Regions from separate parts of the Mus musculus genome. Here regions 2 and 3 are each linked to region 1. A link is a loop called in an ENCODE intact Hi-C map of the cell type or tissue named here. Cell type or tissue: left cerebral cortex. All regions are shown on one strand.

Region 1 (5,000 bases):
GGTGCCTGCAGTCTAGGCCAGCATCTACCTTCTCATACTCTGGGCTGACTTATGCTCAGTATTTACAATTACCATCAAACTCACTGTCCTCTCAGTAAACACTAATCTTTCAAAATGAATAGAAAACCCTAAATTCGGACAACAAAACAAGTGTACAGAACTCCCCTTTTTGTTCTTTAACCATATTACTGTGATTGTAAGAAAGTTGAATTTGGTCTGCTAGTGAGATAGCAGTAGGATTTTTAAAAAGTTATACTACATAATCACTCATCCTCAGAGGCCGTTCAAAGAACTTTCTGGACAGGCATTAACTGGCTAGACTGGAAGGCAGCTACGAGTGGCTGGAGCAGGCAGTCGCCACTCCATAAGCAGCCACACCAGGAAACACCAGAGATTTGTTCAAAGTAAGTCATCCAGAGAGCTACATCTTGATTCCAAGTTCAAGGCTTTTCACCACTGTGCCAGGTCACCATGATCCAATATTCAGCTGGTTACAATGCTTGCGAAATCACTGGGTCTTTCCCCCCCTAGCATTTTCTTTCCTTTTGAGTTTACAGCAGCAGGTATTTCTGAAGGCCACGGGGAAATAACCCATAGAAGAAATTCCATATATATAAGGGTTTTTTTGTTTTGGTTTGGTTTTTGTTTTGGCTTGTGCTGGCTAACTGGAATCAAGAACAAAACATTCCTTTTGCTCAAGAGCCAGTTCCATGATACTTGTTCTATAAATAGAAAACTATACAGAAACTGTGCTTCCATCTTTAGGCCAATGACTTTCCCATCCAACTATCATCTATGTTGAAATTATTATATCCAGCAACTGATTACAAAGACTTTCAAGGCTCAATATCCAACTTCTAGGTCATAAAGCTATCAAATGTCATATACACACTCATACATTCCTCAAAGCATGTTTGCAACACCGGAACTAAGAGACCCTCTTCTTAGTCCATCCCTGTCAATAGTATAGGCCTTTTCAAGAGAAGAGAGAAGACTTTGTTACTGGTCCCCAGGACCATCAGATTTGCACACAAACACTTCTTCATGATAAACTCCCTGGTGACTAGTGTCCAGTCAAAAACTTTCAAACCAACCAGACTTAAAAGCCTCCAAGTCACAGGTTCTAAACAAGTCTTACCTCCCAACATCTTGACTATTTCACTACCTACTCCTCACCTCCTGTAACTAATTCATCACTGTGTTCCCTACACAAGAGCCCAGGTCTCTGTCGCCAAAATAACCATTTAATTCCACAGTTTATCAAACGCTAACAAATGCACCATCAAATTGACTTTTTACATGGCCGCTGACGTCACTGTCAGGGGGTGACTTGTTCTTGCTTTAACTAAAGTGTAACTCTGTATCCACTGCATCCTGCCTTGGATTATGTCCACAGAGGCATATTTGCATCCATTTCACTACCCTACCTAATGACTTTGACTCCAATCTTGGCCTCAGAATAACTCTTTTAACATTTAAAAAAACGCCCTTCCTTACCTCCAGCAGACTAAGGCTCTTGGGGGACAGATTTCAAGCTTTCTTTCTCATCCTTGGCAGCTTTAACATAACGTTCCCAGCAGTACTACTACAGGCCGTGGTCCTTCCCTCTGGACTAACCACCAACTCTGCGACTTGTTTTCCTTAGGATAACTCCATTTCACCAAGCTCACCCAACACTTACCAGTGACATCTTAATAGTCTTTGCAACTTTCAAAGGCCAGCCAGCCTCTAGGGTTCCAATTTGAAAACCACTGGTGTGTTCTACGACCCTCACAATGACTCAGTGACCTAACTCATTCGTCGCCAACTCACCTGCTGGAACCCTTTACAACTCAAGACATTCCTCTAGGCTTTCACCTCCCCCAACCCTTCAACAAGTCACTGGCCTGCGGAGTCCCCTTTCTCCCCTCTACGCATCTCCCGGGTCTTACAAACTCAACCCGAAATTCCTAATTTCGCGCGCTCTTTCCTCTCCATCGCCCCTCCATCCCAAGACCCCGAGACGGTCATCTCCCCTCAGGTAACCTCTCCAAGCACAGCTTTGGGACACAACCTCTAAAACCCCGAGAGATGCCCCGGTCTCTCCCATAGCTCCCGAGGCTCCCCCGCCTCCCCCAACAGGTTCCTCCAGACTCAACTCGCCAAGCCAGCGCCCCGACCCCCGGAGGCCCCCCGGCCACACGCGCACGCGGACCCGGCCCCCGCCGCGCCGGCCCGCCCCTCCCCCTCCCCGGGGCCACTTACCCCGGGCCGGAGAGGGGGAGGGGCGAGCGCGGGCGGGAGCTGCGGTCCCCGGCTGCTCTCAGCCCCGGGGGGCCGGGGCCCGGACCAGCGGCAGCAGCAGCGCAGCGTCTCCCCCCGGCGGCGGCAGCGGCGGCGGCGGCGCCGTCCCACTCCCGCAGGCACACATAGGCTCCATTGTCCGCCGGTGCCTCCCCCTTTCCGGCTCCCCCTCCCAGGCCCGCCCCTTCCCCCTCCCCTCGACCCTCCCCCAGCCGCACCGTGCCACGAAAGGTACCGCGGGCCCCGCCTCGGACGCGAGCGGAGGCGCGCCCCTCCCCCGGCCCGCCCGGCGGGGAATGGGGCCCTGGCCCCGCCGCCGCCAGGGCCCGCCCCCTCCGGGGGAATGGCACCCGTCCCCCTCCCCGAAGGCGATCGATGGTACCAGCCCGCCGCGGCCTCCGCCCCCTCCCGCGCCTGGCTCAAGAGAAGCCGCCCGCGCCCCGCCCACCCACGGCCCCGCCCCGACGGCACCGCCTTCTGCTTTGCATGACCCCTCCCATCCAACCCCGCCCCGGCTAGTCACCGGGTCCCCCCGCGGTGACGCCCACTCCCCGGTTTAAAGCCACAGAACCCTCTTTTTCAACTAAAAGATCCTCCTGCAGGACCCACGGGGCGGGTGGTGCGGCGGGGAGGTTCTCTTCCTTCCTCACCCTCCTCCCGGCGCTCATTCACCCAGACTCCCCATGGCCTCCAGCAGTACTGGAGCCACCGAAGGGGATTAGAAAAGGCGCGGGAGGGGGAAGGGCAGAGTGGAATTTAGCCATCTTTGACAGAAACTAACTGGGAGCTGCAGAAGGAACCGATCTTCCTTCACTCGCCCGCCGTTCAGGGTCGGGCCTAGTCTTCAGTCTTCATGCCACCTCCTCGCACCTCTCCACTGCGATTCCGCCTTGCTTCCCCCAGCCCACCCATCCGCCCCTAGGTGTCCACTCTACCTTTGCCCGTGAGGGCTTTCTTCCCTCTGGAAAGCTGGTCCCCTCGGCTTGCACTCTTCTCCCTCTTCCCAGAACAGACTCTCTGGGGTCCTGCTGGCGCTGTGGCTAGAGCAAGGTCTCCTTCACCTCGGGCCCTGCCCCGCCCCGCCCTGCCTGGCCAGCACTACCTATGGTTTCCAGAGAGCACCTTCTGCCCCGGCCTCCAGGTCTTCTCCCAACCACAGTATCACTCACTTAATTTTATTTTTTGGAAGAGCTTTGATGTTGAGAATTCGAGGGCGACGCGTTCAGCACTACCCCTGTGAAGTTAGATGTTAGCTCATTAGGTAGCACTTTTTCACATCTTGGTTAATGCGCCTTGCTCAGATTCCTGTTATCCTTATTTTGTGGGGCCGTGTTACTGCCTTGACCAGCCATCGTTACTGTCTGCCCTCCCCACAAAACCCTACTAATCTTCGAGTTTGTACTTTGCGGAGTTGATCTTAAGGATTCTCCTGCAACTCTGTGCACTGGTCCAAAGCGTTTCTAACAGTTAAGTGGATTCTGTGTACCTGAGAATGTACAGTCTCCCCGAAGATGGAAGCAAGCAACATAGCCAAAAGACCTACATGGGTTTAACCAGGACAGCCACTACTGCCTCCGCTTTTCTCTATATAAAATAGGGAACCTTCCTGTGGTACCCTTTTAAGGAGCAGTGCTGTCGTAAAGGATGGTATATAATAGAACGCTAAATAATAAAGTTCACTCACTACTTTCCAATCTTCGCAAAACTCACAACTGGCCATATGGGTTTCCATACAGTTTCTCCCTGGCTTAGAATCTGAACAACTGTGGCAAGATATTTTCTCTTTGAGACTGAGTTTATAAGTTTAAAAGAGAGTCAGGTAGGTCTAAATGATATAAACCTGAGAGCAAATTGAGTCCACGTAAGAAATAAAGTTGAAGGGTTTGGGGGTAGGGAGCTGTCAACTTTTGGCTTTAGAAATTAGATTCCACATAGCTACGAACCTCTCTAAAAGAGAAAAGATCACGTGTGACTATGAGAAAAGACAATCAAACTAGAAGTATGTAAGAGTATTTGGGATTGCTAATGTAAGGGAAGGGTCTTGACTCATATAGATTGGATTCCTCTAAAAGAAAACCACTGCCAAAATACTTCTGTCCTCATTAGGATTTCTGTTGCTGTGATGAAACATCATGACCAAAAGTAAGTTGGGGAGGAAAGGGCTTATTTGGTTTACACTTCCACATTGTAGACCATCACTGAAGGAGGTCAGGACAGGAACTCAAACAGGGCAGGAACCTGAAGGCAGGAGCCGATACAGTAACTTCCAGGTATGCTGCTTACTGCCTTGCCTCCCATGGCTTGCTCAGCCTGCTTTCTTATAGACCCCAGGACCACCAGACCAGGGATGGCACCAGCCATAATGGGCTGGGCTCTCTCCAGTCAACCATTAATTAAGAAATGCCTTACAGCTGAATCTTATGGAGGCATTTTCTCAATTGAGTTCTTCCTTTAAGATAACTCTAGCTGTGTCAAGTTGACATAATACCAGCCAGCATGACTCGGGTATTCCAGATCAGGTCACTGCTGGACAACAAGCTAAAGGGCAGACTGTGACAATAATGTACCTAAAGGGTAGACTGTGACAATAATGTACTTAAAGCAAAACAAACAAACAAATAAAAAAAGCCAAAAAACCCAAAAAACAAAAAACAAAACAAAACAAAAACCTGTCTTTGCTAGGCATTAAACTCTCTTGTAACCATGTGTTAAAGTTC
Region 2 (5,000 bases), 110 kb after region 1:
AACACCTATTGACCAGAAACTAACAGCCAGCGGAGCAGCCAACACTCCAGTGCTAACTATTCAGCTAAGAGTTTGTGCAATAAATTATGTCCTCCTTAGGGCTTGTAAGCATATCCCAAGGCCAACTGTTGATCCTGGCACAGCAGTCTCTTAAATATCTACTTACGGTTCTGGCTGCAGGGTTGTCTAGAAAACCCTTGACAAGAACAGCTACCTCAACAAAGAGTGGATCAACACAAGCTTGTTTTAGGAACGCTAACAGACACTAACTGGTTGGTGGAGAGCCAGCCACCCACCTTTTCCCTTTGTCTATGACTTTGTCTTCCTGTAGTGATGCACACTCTGAACCTCTTTTCCAGCAGTACTTTTTAAAGTGATGCATAATGACATGAACACAAGAGTCTTGGAATTAGGAAACCTGGTTCCCCTGCTGCCTCTTGCTTGTTGAGTGCTGTTGGATAGTGTAGCCTTTCTCACCCACCGGTCTGCAAGATGACTGTAGCAAACCCCTGGAAGGCAGCAGGTGTAGGTGACTCCAAGTCACCTCCCATAAGATAGATACATGGCATGGTGGAAGTCCTGTTGCTTGAAGTCTGGCCTGTTTTGTGTTGTACCTAATATTTAATGGTTCTCACCACATACGAATCACACAGAGAACTTAAAACACACACACACACACACACACACACACACACACACACACACACACACACACACACACACGTGGGGTGGGATGGGGTGGGGTGGGGTGGGAAAGGGGACTGGGCTCCTCTCCCTGGTTTTGGGTGGAGTTGCGTTGTGGATCTTTTTTTTAAAGTTCCCAGGTGAATCTAATATGCAGCAGCCAGGGTAGATCTACTTGGCTTTGGCTGGTGGGTGGCTGGAGACTTAGTTCTGCTTGATAAAAGAATGATTCTAGGATTTCCTCTTCCTGCCCCTTAGAGGAGCCTGCTTTGCTGGGATGGCAGGATGTTTCCCGTGTTGAGTTACACTCAGGTGTCTGGCTATTTCTAGAATTGCGTTTGTACAGCATCTGGACATTCCTGTACATAAGATGTGCGCATGCCTGACCTGCTGGTCCGCAGCGCTTTGGAAAACCTGTGTAGGCGTGGAGCAGCTGCTGCGGGTGGGCGGGTGCTTCGGGGCTCGTATCTTTCTTTAGGTGGCAGTCTGCCAGCCTGGGGGAGGCAGTGGGAGCTGGGATTCCCTGGTCTCCTTTTATTCCTGCCAATTAGGTCAGGTCAGCCTCTGGCTGTGTTAAACGCTTTAGGAAATTCCTGGGACCTTTCACCTTGCTTACCTTGTGGAGTCACTTTGGTCAGGGTTTTAAAAATAGAACTCAATGTGAAGCTAATTTCCAGACGTTGCTGTTGGTGAGGCACGCTGCTGTTCCGACTCTGGCTTCAGACGCTTTAGCTTTTGACCTCGCTTACTTTTCAGGAGGAGTTGGTTTTTAGAACTCAAGCCGCTTAGGTGGGGAGAGGCTCTCACCAACCATGTACGCCATGTTTTGGTACATCAGATTCACCGCTGATGAATGCGTCAGCCCCATCCACTCCCAGGCTCCCACCCCAACCCCAGGCCGGGTGTGAGCATGCTCCAGGATGCTCCCGCTGCCCCTGTGCCCATCCTCTGGGTTGCCCCAGTGGTTTAAGCAATCTGGCGTCAGGGTAGCCTTTCTTCCAGTGTACGATACTTCCTGCTTCTCACTTTCATGTGGTGAGCATCTTAGGCAAAGATCGGCAAAGCTAAAGCTGGCCTTGAACTCTGGGGCTGCCACTTTCTGAAAGGTCTTAGACAAATCATTTAACTTCTCTTGAGCCTCAGTTCTAAGATTAGGCTAAGGATGCCTGACCCAGAACTATAGTGAGGGTAACTGAGTGTGAGAAATAAAGTTGGACTTGGGTAACACCTGGCAGGGAGTGGTGGTTATCACGCCACCCTCCCATGGTCCAGAACCCTCTGTCTTCATGGCACTCAGTGGACATGCGGCAAACAGTAATGGATGAGAAGAAATTCTGGGTCCAAACCTGCAAGAAAGCCATTCTTACCATCGACTCCTTGTTGGATTAAAGATAAAGTCCTCCTGTGGTTTTATTTATGTTGGCGTCTTAAAAATGATATGTCCCTCCTGTCATGTATGGAAGGGCATGGCCAGACAGGACTCTCGGGATTCATTCCTGAGAATTATTTCATGAAGTTGAGCTACCCCAAAGAGAAGAAAATGAAGACCTGAGTGTTTGGTGGATGACCACGGAGCCCCTCAGCTATGCTACCTAGCAACAGAACACAATACCCGCACAGCTGAAGCGTTCATTTCCCACAAGGCAGCGAGGTGTAGAGACAGGATTTGACTAACACACAAGATGAGATACAGCAAATGGGATTCTTGGCTACCAAGTCCATCCACTTTCATGACATCACATTGGGGGAACCCCGAGTGAAAACGCTAATGGAATTGTGTCATCGACACTTAGTAGCTGGGTGGCCTGGGGAACACCATACAGTCTCCGAAAACTCCAGCTTCCTCAGCTAATAATGGCAGGATGGGAGACCCTGGCAAGGTCTAATCCTGGTTTCACAGGGCCTCCGACTCGGTTCAGTGCTAGTCTCTGCAGCCCTCTAGTGGTGTATGGTGGGAATGCAGTGACACCTCATTTGATGTGAGGACATAGACTGCTTGGCTCTATCTAGCCTGTCTAGTAAGCCTGTCTCAGAGGGGCCATGGAACAGAGAACTGCTGACCAGCTCTCAAAGGCATCGCAACTTTTATAACCTCCCTTCCTGTCTTCTCTGCATTGTGTCGGAACTCTCGAAAGCCTTGTAGATTAATAGGTGGGAACTCCTAAAATACATGACTGATAAAGGATAGGAACATTAAAATATATTTAAATTTAAATTAAAAAATTAACTTAAAGTCATTTCACACTATGTGTGTCCACTTGACCCCAGTCTCTGGCTGCACTATGTATGTGACATCCCTGGGTCTCTCACCTCTCTGTGCTACACACTTCACCACCAATCAAGTCTCGAGTTCTAGACTCAGGCTGAGATCATAGTCATGTGTTTGTGCTGTTCCTACTCCAGGATGGCAGGCGCTCACTCACCATCTTCTTCGGCCTGTTTATAATCCTTGCCCGTGGACACCAGCCCTTCTGAGAGGTCAACAGAGGGTTTACATAAAGGTGTCTAGAGCTATGGAGCAGAGTAAGGCAAATACACATGGCCTTGGGAGCCTTCTACACACTGGCCGTTTTCAGCTCTCCAACGTGGAGCTGTGACTCCAGACTTAGTATCTATCTGCCGGCTCCATTTGGCAGTGGACAGAGTTCAATCCTAGCATGACCGAACAGAGATATTAATGGCTGATCTCTTCCGGATATTTCCTTCCACCCTGCTTTTCTCACTTTAGCAAATGGTAACACTTGCTGTCCGCGTCCTCTTTGATATCTTCCTTCACACACATCTCCACAGCGAGCTCTGAGGTAACTGTCCTGGATCTACTTACAGACATTCTCAGGGCTGATACTTTCCTCCATCTCTACTGTCTGCTGCAACACACCAACCTTGCTGCAAAAGAACGTTCCAGAGGTTTTGAACTGCCACCCTTCACAAGACCAGAGGAGACTTTGTCAGCCCTCGTTTAAAACTCTCTAGTGGTTTTTCAGCCAGGCTTCATCTTAACTCAGACTAAATGGCTATCATCAAAAGGGTAGTAATAGGCACTAGTAAAGGGAATTCTGAGGACAGTGTGGGTGGCACTGTAAATTAGTACAGTCATAACAGAAAGCAATATGAATGCTCCTTAAGATGTGGAAATAGAACTACAATAGAACCAGCAGTCTGTGGGGCTGAAGAGATAGCGTCAGGGTTAATAGCAGGGCCATGGCCTGTATTGATGTCCAAGGCCATGTCACCACCAAACTCCATGCAGACATCTCTGGTCTGAGCTGCCTCCGGGGGCCATGTTGATGTCCTAGTGATGAGCGGAGCTGGCTCTGCCCCTTTCTGGCCCCTCCCCTCCCCTGGGCAGCATGGGAGAGCTGGCCAGGTAGTAGGGGTGCTAGCAGAGGTGGTGGGGTGGTGAGCTGCCCTAGGGCATAAGTGAGAGAGAGCTGGTGTGGGTGCTGCACAGCTGCCCTTCACCACTTGCAGCAGGTGGGAGAGCTGGCCCACCTTTTGCTGGGGCAGCGAGCTAGAGCTAGGTCTGGTTGTGTGAGTGTGGGAGAGTCCATCCGGTCCCTTGCAAGCTGCCTCAGACAGGAGAACTGTCCCTGCCATTCGACTGGATAAAGCAGGAGAGTTGGCTTTGGTGACGTGGGCACAGGAGAACTGGCAGGTGATCAATTCAGCCACCACCCAGGCCCAGATCCAGGGCCTTGAGTTGACCCGTCCCAACAGCTACCCCGTCTATGAACCGCTGGAGCACACAAAGGGGCTGGTCCTGCAGGATCTCCGTGACACAGGGCAACAACAGGATATCCAAGAGGATTCCTCGTGAGGATCTAGTATCGATAGTGCAGCAGAAAAGCCAGAGGGCTCGTACCAGACCAATGATTCATTGCAAAGAACATCTGAAAGTAAAGCTATTTGGGTAAAAGGGTATACTGGGTAACACACTAGCTTCCTCGGCAAGATTTTTGTTGTTGCTTTGTTTTGTTTGTTTTTAAATTTTGTGTTTTCCTTTAGAGGGGAGGTTGCAAGCATAGAGGGTGGATATGGAGGAATGGGGTGAATGGTGTGAAGTTCACACACACAAAACCAAACAATAAATGTTCAGAAGAGTTAGTTTTGCAGAAGTACAGACTAGAACAATGCTACCCGATGCTTAGAAGGACAAAGAGGGTGTAGGTGTGATGAGGAGCTTGGGTAACTGGCACAAAGTTGTACTAAGACAGGAGGAGTAAATTTCAGGGCTTACAGTACCATAGGGTGGTCCTGGTTAAGAATTGTAAATTTCAAAATAATTTGAAGCGTTTGTGTGTTCTCACCACAAGAAA
Region 3 (5,000 bases), 83 kb after region 1:
CTGAGTGTCAACGGATTCTGAGTCTCGTGCTTACCTTCTTCCACCACACCCTGTTTGGCTGTCTTAGGTTAGGAATGCATGTCTTGTTGTAGAGTTTCTTCTTTTTAAACATTGACCATCTGTTGTTTTTATAGTTAGGAAAACCATATAAAAATTAAAATTAATTATTTCTATTAGCTAGAATGGTCCCTGACACCCAATAAAGACAATGATAGTAAGGAAGAGGAAGAGGGGGAGGAGGGAGAGGAGGAGGGGGAAGAGAAAGAGGAGGAAGAGGAAGAGGAAGAGGAGGAGGAAGATGAGGAAGAAGAGGAGGAGGAAAGGGGGAGGAGGAAGAGGAGGAGGAAGAGGAGGAGGAAGAGGAGGAGGAAGAGGGGGGAGAAGAGGGGAAGGATGAAGAGTATGGCTTACATTTGTGATCCAGAAACTTCTTTGCATTCCAGTTCAGGAAAGGAGGTATCTGGCAGATTGTTAGAGCTTTTATTATTTCCTTTTACCTCCAGGTTCCCCAGAGATGGGCTGGACTCTGTGTGGGTCAGGGGTAGACCATGACACCCCAACTTCCCGTTCCTGAGGGTTAGGAAAAATCTATCCTCAATCCTGCCTTCCACCTGCTCCTTGCAGTTTCAGGTGGTTAGAGAGTGTGATCGAATGGGCCAGACAGATGGGCTCAGAGCCTAAGCTGAGTGCAACTCTAAATCTGGTCCTGGCACTGATTAGATTGTGACCCTGCTCTGGTCCCTCCCTTGTCACAGCTGGGTGCATTTATCCTTCCTTCCCCAGTTCCACTTTGTGCCCCTGGGAAGTCCTGGCTGTTCCACTGGCAGACATCTTCCAGCCTGAGAGACTCTCATGGAAGATTCATTTCTTGGGGCTTAGAGCTCTGCCAAGGAGAGGTGACATATTAAGCCAGTGACACTATGGCAATTTAATTCCGTGGACTTAGAGCTGAGAGTCACCTAAAGTCTATAGCCCCATTATTCCTGCGTCTGAGCCCATCTTTTTCTTTTTCCACCAACAGAGGGACATGCGTCCCTGCCCTGGTCCCAGCAGCTCTTTTTCTCCCTGTACTCTGGATCCCACTTCCCCTCTCCTCAGGGGCCTCTGCCTCTCTCCCACATTAGCATCCTTCTTGGCTTCTCTCCATGGGTATTTAAATGAGCTCAAGTCTTTCTCTTCTTAATTCAGTACAATACCAGGCCTTCTGGGGCCTTGCACCCTCTGCAGAGACTGATTGCCTCACCTCTCTCCTCTGCCAAACTTCTTATAAAGAATTACTTATGAACTCTGATAGACAGATGGGAGAACTTGTAGTATTTAAAGAAGACATATGTTTATTGGAAAGGAAAGGCCGGACAGCCCAGAAGTTGGTTGAGGTTTGGAAGGAAAAAAAGTGAAATGTTCCTGAAGACAGACCTCCTTGCTTCATTAACGGTACCTAAAAAAAATCACCGTGAACCCCTCATGCCATACGGTCTGTCCAGCAGGAGGGATTTGGGTCCCTGTTGTGAGTAAGCTCACTACCGTGGAGGACACAGTCAAGGACCTAGTGTATACCCATCTCCAAGCTGTCCCAGTATCAACAGGGGCCAGGGGATGACTAAGGCTTAGGGTTCTCAGATCCTGAGAATCCCCATCCTTTGGGCACATATCCACAATGTCCATTCTCAGAGGACTTCCCAGCAAGCACTCTTAAAGCATCCTTCATGGACTGTGGGCATAGCTCAGTTGGTAGGGTGCTTGCCTCGTTTTCAGGAAGCCTTGGGTTTGATTCCCAGGACTGATTAAGTGGTGGCCCAGCCCTGTAATCAATCCCAGCACTGGGGAAATGGAGTCAGGAGCAGGAGGAGTTCAAAGTCATCTTCGGTTAAAGTTTGAAGCTAGCCTGAGCTGCATGAGATTCTGTCTATAAACTACAAGCATTGTGCCCTGCCAGTGATTCTGGTGCATGATAGAGTTTGAGACCTACCAGGGTAGGCAGCAAGGATGGCTGTGGCTGCAGCTCAGGCTACTGGGGCATTTGGCACTTGCATTTGGTTGTGATCTGTGATCGGTGAGGTAGAACAAAGGCAAGAGGCTGGGCGACCCGGAGAGTAAACCAGTACAAAGAGGCTGGAAGGCACTTGCTACCTGAAGGGTAAAGGGAGGGGTGCTGCGGGGTAGAGATGGGGCGTGGGAAGCACAGACATCCTGAAAAGCATCGTCAGGACGCTCGGAGTCCCAGCTATCCTCCGGGGAATCTAAAACCGTGTCTCCCCCTTCCCATACACTTTTAGTTCTTTTCCCTCCCCTCCTCTTACAGACTTTCACCCCCCCGCCCCTCCACCCCCACCCCTCCATCTCCAGAGGTGAGGCTCACCCCATCCTTTGATCTCCCCAGCTCGGATCCAGGATGGCATTGCTTTCCCTGCCTCCTCCCTCAGTGTCTCCTCCTCAGAATCCGCCCCCTCACCACCGCGACGACGGAGGAGAAATTATACATCACTCCTTTGAGAAACGGTTCCTAGAGAGGTTACATGATTTGAACAAGTACCTACTCAAAACATCAGGGGAGCTACACCTGCCTTTCACATTCTGACAGTGCTTGCCAGGAATTCATTCAGCAGGAATCAGAGGATGGCTTTTTTTGGAGCAGGCTTTATGTGAAGTTACACGGGGACCCAGTGGAAGGGAAGGCTCTCGGCATGGTGTGCCCGGAAGCAGCCCCCCCGGTGGGACGTCCCTTCCAAAGCCCAGAGGAATCCTTTCAGGTGGTGCAGCTCTGTTTTCCTGTGGGATCTCCTCTGAAGCCTGAGCCTTCACTGGCACCTGTGGGCTGATATTGCTAACACCCTATTCCCTGGAGCGACATCTCCCTCTGTGGGATGGGGGAGGGCATGAATTCACTTGCAGGAAGCTTGCTTTTCTCTCTTAGAGGCTTTCTGTGAGAAGGCCCAGGTTTTCAAACTGACCTCTAAGATTAGTGTTTGCTCACTTTCCTGGGCTGCCTGGACCTGTAAACTGGTCACATCAGAACCGTGCCACAGAGTCCTGAGAGGGCCAAGGGCGAAGTGCATTGTGGGTTCTACCAAAGTAAACTCCATGCTACCACTAGAGAAATATCTGGATTGGTGTCCCGGCCCCACTGTCCTCTTTGCACATCACCAGACCTTATTAAATGCTGTTAAGGAGTTCTCTCAAAATACAATCTTTATTAATGGCAGTGCGGTGTTTTGGGGTATAGAGGATATTCACTTCGATCCGCCACCCCTGTTCACTTCCTTGGGTTTCTTTCAGCCTCTGCCTTCTGCACACTGCCTAGCTTGCTCTCTACAGCTGTGAGAAACGCAACAAGGGCAAGCAACCCCGGCAGGAACTTTATCTCATAAAATAAGAATCCAGGTTTATTCTTACAATTTGTGGTCCATCATGATGGAAGGCAGGGCAGGAACTCAAGGCAGGAACTCAGAGGCAGGAACTGAGGCAGAAGCCAAAGAGGACCTCTGCTTGTTTGCTTGCGTATGACGCATGTACTCAGCCTGCTTTCTTATGTCACTCAGGAGTGCCAGCCCAGGGATGACACCAGCTCCGGTGGGGTGAACCCTCTCACTTCAGTCCTTAATCAAGAAAATGCAGGCGGGGTTTGGTGGGACACACCTTTATTCCCTGCACTCAGAGGCTGAGGCTGGAGGATCTCAGTGAATCCAACGCAGCCTGGTCTCCCTGGTGAGTTCCAGGCCAGCCAGGGATACATAGTGAGACCCTCCTCAAACAGGCTGCTCTCAGCCCAATAGGCTTCTAGCCTCTCAGAGCAGGATCACATTCTGGCCACCATTCTCACACTGAATACCAGGGTTGGCCTTGGCCCCCAACTTCTCTCAGGAGCTCATGTAAGTAAAGGAGGAGCTTGTGTTCAGGTGTAGAGTTGCAGGATTGTAATCCTAGCATTTGGGAGGCGGAGATGGATAGATTGAAAGGGGAATTCAGAATCAATCTGGACTACACAGCAAGTTCAAGGCTGGTCTTCCGCAAATAAAACCTCATTCCAGAAAAGCAAACAGTGGGACTGCAGCATAGTGGTGTAAGGCCCTGTGTTTGTTTTTTGGTAGAACACACGTGCACACGCACACGTGCACACACACTGGCACACGAACATGCACTCATGCACACAGTCACGCATGCATGTGTGCACACACGCACATAGATACATACGGGCACACACAGAGACATGCATGCATGCGCGTGCGCGCGCGCGCGCGCGCGCACGCACGCACACACACACACACACACACACACACACACACACACACAGAGTCTGTAAATGAATGTGTATATATAAGTGTGAACAAATGAAGGGATACCCTCTTTGCCTTAACTGATCGTTGCAGTTAGCTGTTTGCGGGTATAATCATAAACAATCCTGCCTCAGTATCTAATGGATTCTCTCAGCAAGAGATTGTAAACCCAAGAGCCAGAGCCGCCTCCAGCCTTCCTTTTTTCTCACCCCGCTCATGCCAGCGCTGAGAAACGGAGCAGACCAGTAAATACTTCTTGAAGAATTGCACCCGCCCCTCTGACCAGGCGTGGAAGTAACTGTACCGAAGAAATTGGTCTGGTGCATTAACAACCGGTTCTAGCTGGCCCGCGTGCTGCTTCACAGCGCTGCTTTTCTCCTGTTTGCTCTTACTCAAGTCTCAAGTCTGTTTCTATAGCCTGCGGCTAAGCTGAACTCGGCAGTCAGCTCGGCTCCCACTCGCCTCATTCAGTTCGTGCCAACAGCAGTTTTCCTGGGGAATCTTTCCTTCCCTCCGCCCCCACCGCCTGCGCCTGCGCTGAGCCGGATCTGGAAGGCAAACCCCTGGCTTTGTCATCATCCTGCAAGGCTGGAAAGGTCGCAGTGACTCCAGACATAACGGGGATGGCCTGCATTTTAGTGTGAGCTGGCATACAGCTGCTTAAGAGGTGGCTGCTAAAATGTATTCCCTACATCTAAAACTAATACTACTCAGTAGGTTACCGGA

The links. Hi-C counts contacts between places; a loop is a spot of excess contacts. Peaks named below come from ENCODE experiments on the same cell type or tissue, not always from the same donor. Only the 100,000 strongest peaks of a DNase experiment are listed, where the experiment ranks them.
Region 2: a loop joins it to region 1, with 2.5 times the contacts of the local background. A loop is called at or near these places in 3 of 42 quality-filtered maps.
Region 3: a loop joins it to region 1, with 1.8 times the contacts of the local background. A loop is called at or near these places in 2 of 42 quality-filtered maps.

Annotation. Positions count from the first base shown.
Region 1 is chr3:97,224,974-97,229,973 of GRCm38, forward strand. Bcl9 (B cell CLL/lymphoma 9) reads right to left here and starts at 2,391. Exons shown (of 10, transcript NM_029933.4): 1 at 2,245-2,391. In left cerebral cortex, CTCF peaks have their summits at 2,385 and 2,990; DNase peaks (open chromatin) are centred at 1,353, 1,713, 2,823 and 3,841; H3K4me3 peaks cover 2,067 bases; H3K27ac peaks cover 1,496 bases.
Region 2 is chr3:97,336,387-97,341,386 of GRCm38, forward strand. No RefSeq gene overlaps it. Among named protein-coding and RNA genes, the nearest start is that of Gm40101, 8.5 kb to the left of the region's middle. In left cerebral cortex, a CTCF peak has its summit at 2,618 (motif pointing left); DNase peaks (open chromatin) are centred at 1,127 and 2,614.
Region 3 is chr3:97,307,501-97,312,500 of GRCm38, forward strand. No RefSeq gene overlaps it. Among named protein-coding and RNA genes, the nearest start is that of Gm40101, 20 kb to the right of the region's middle. In left cerebral cortex, a CTCF peak has its summit at 2,839; DNase peaks (open chromatin) are centred at 1,161, 2,545, 2,809 and 4,760; H3K4me3 peaks cover 909 bases.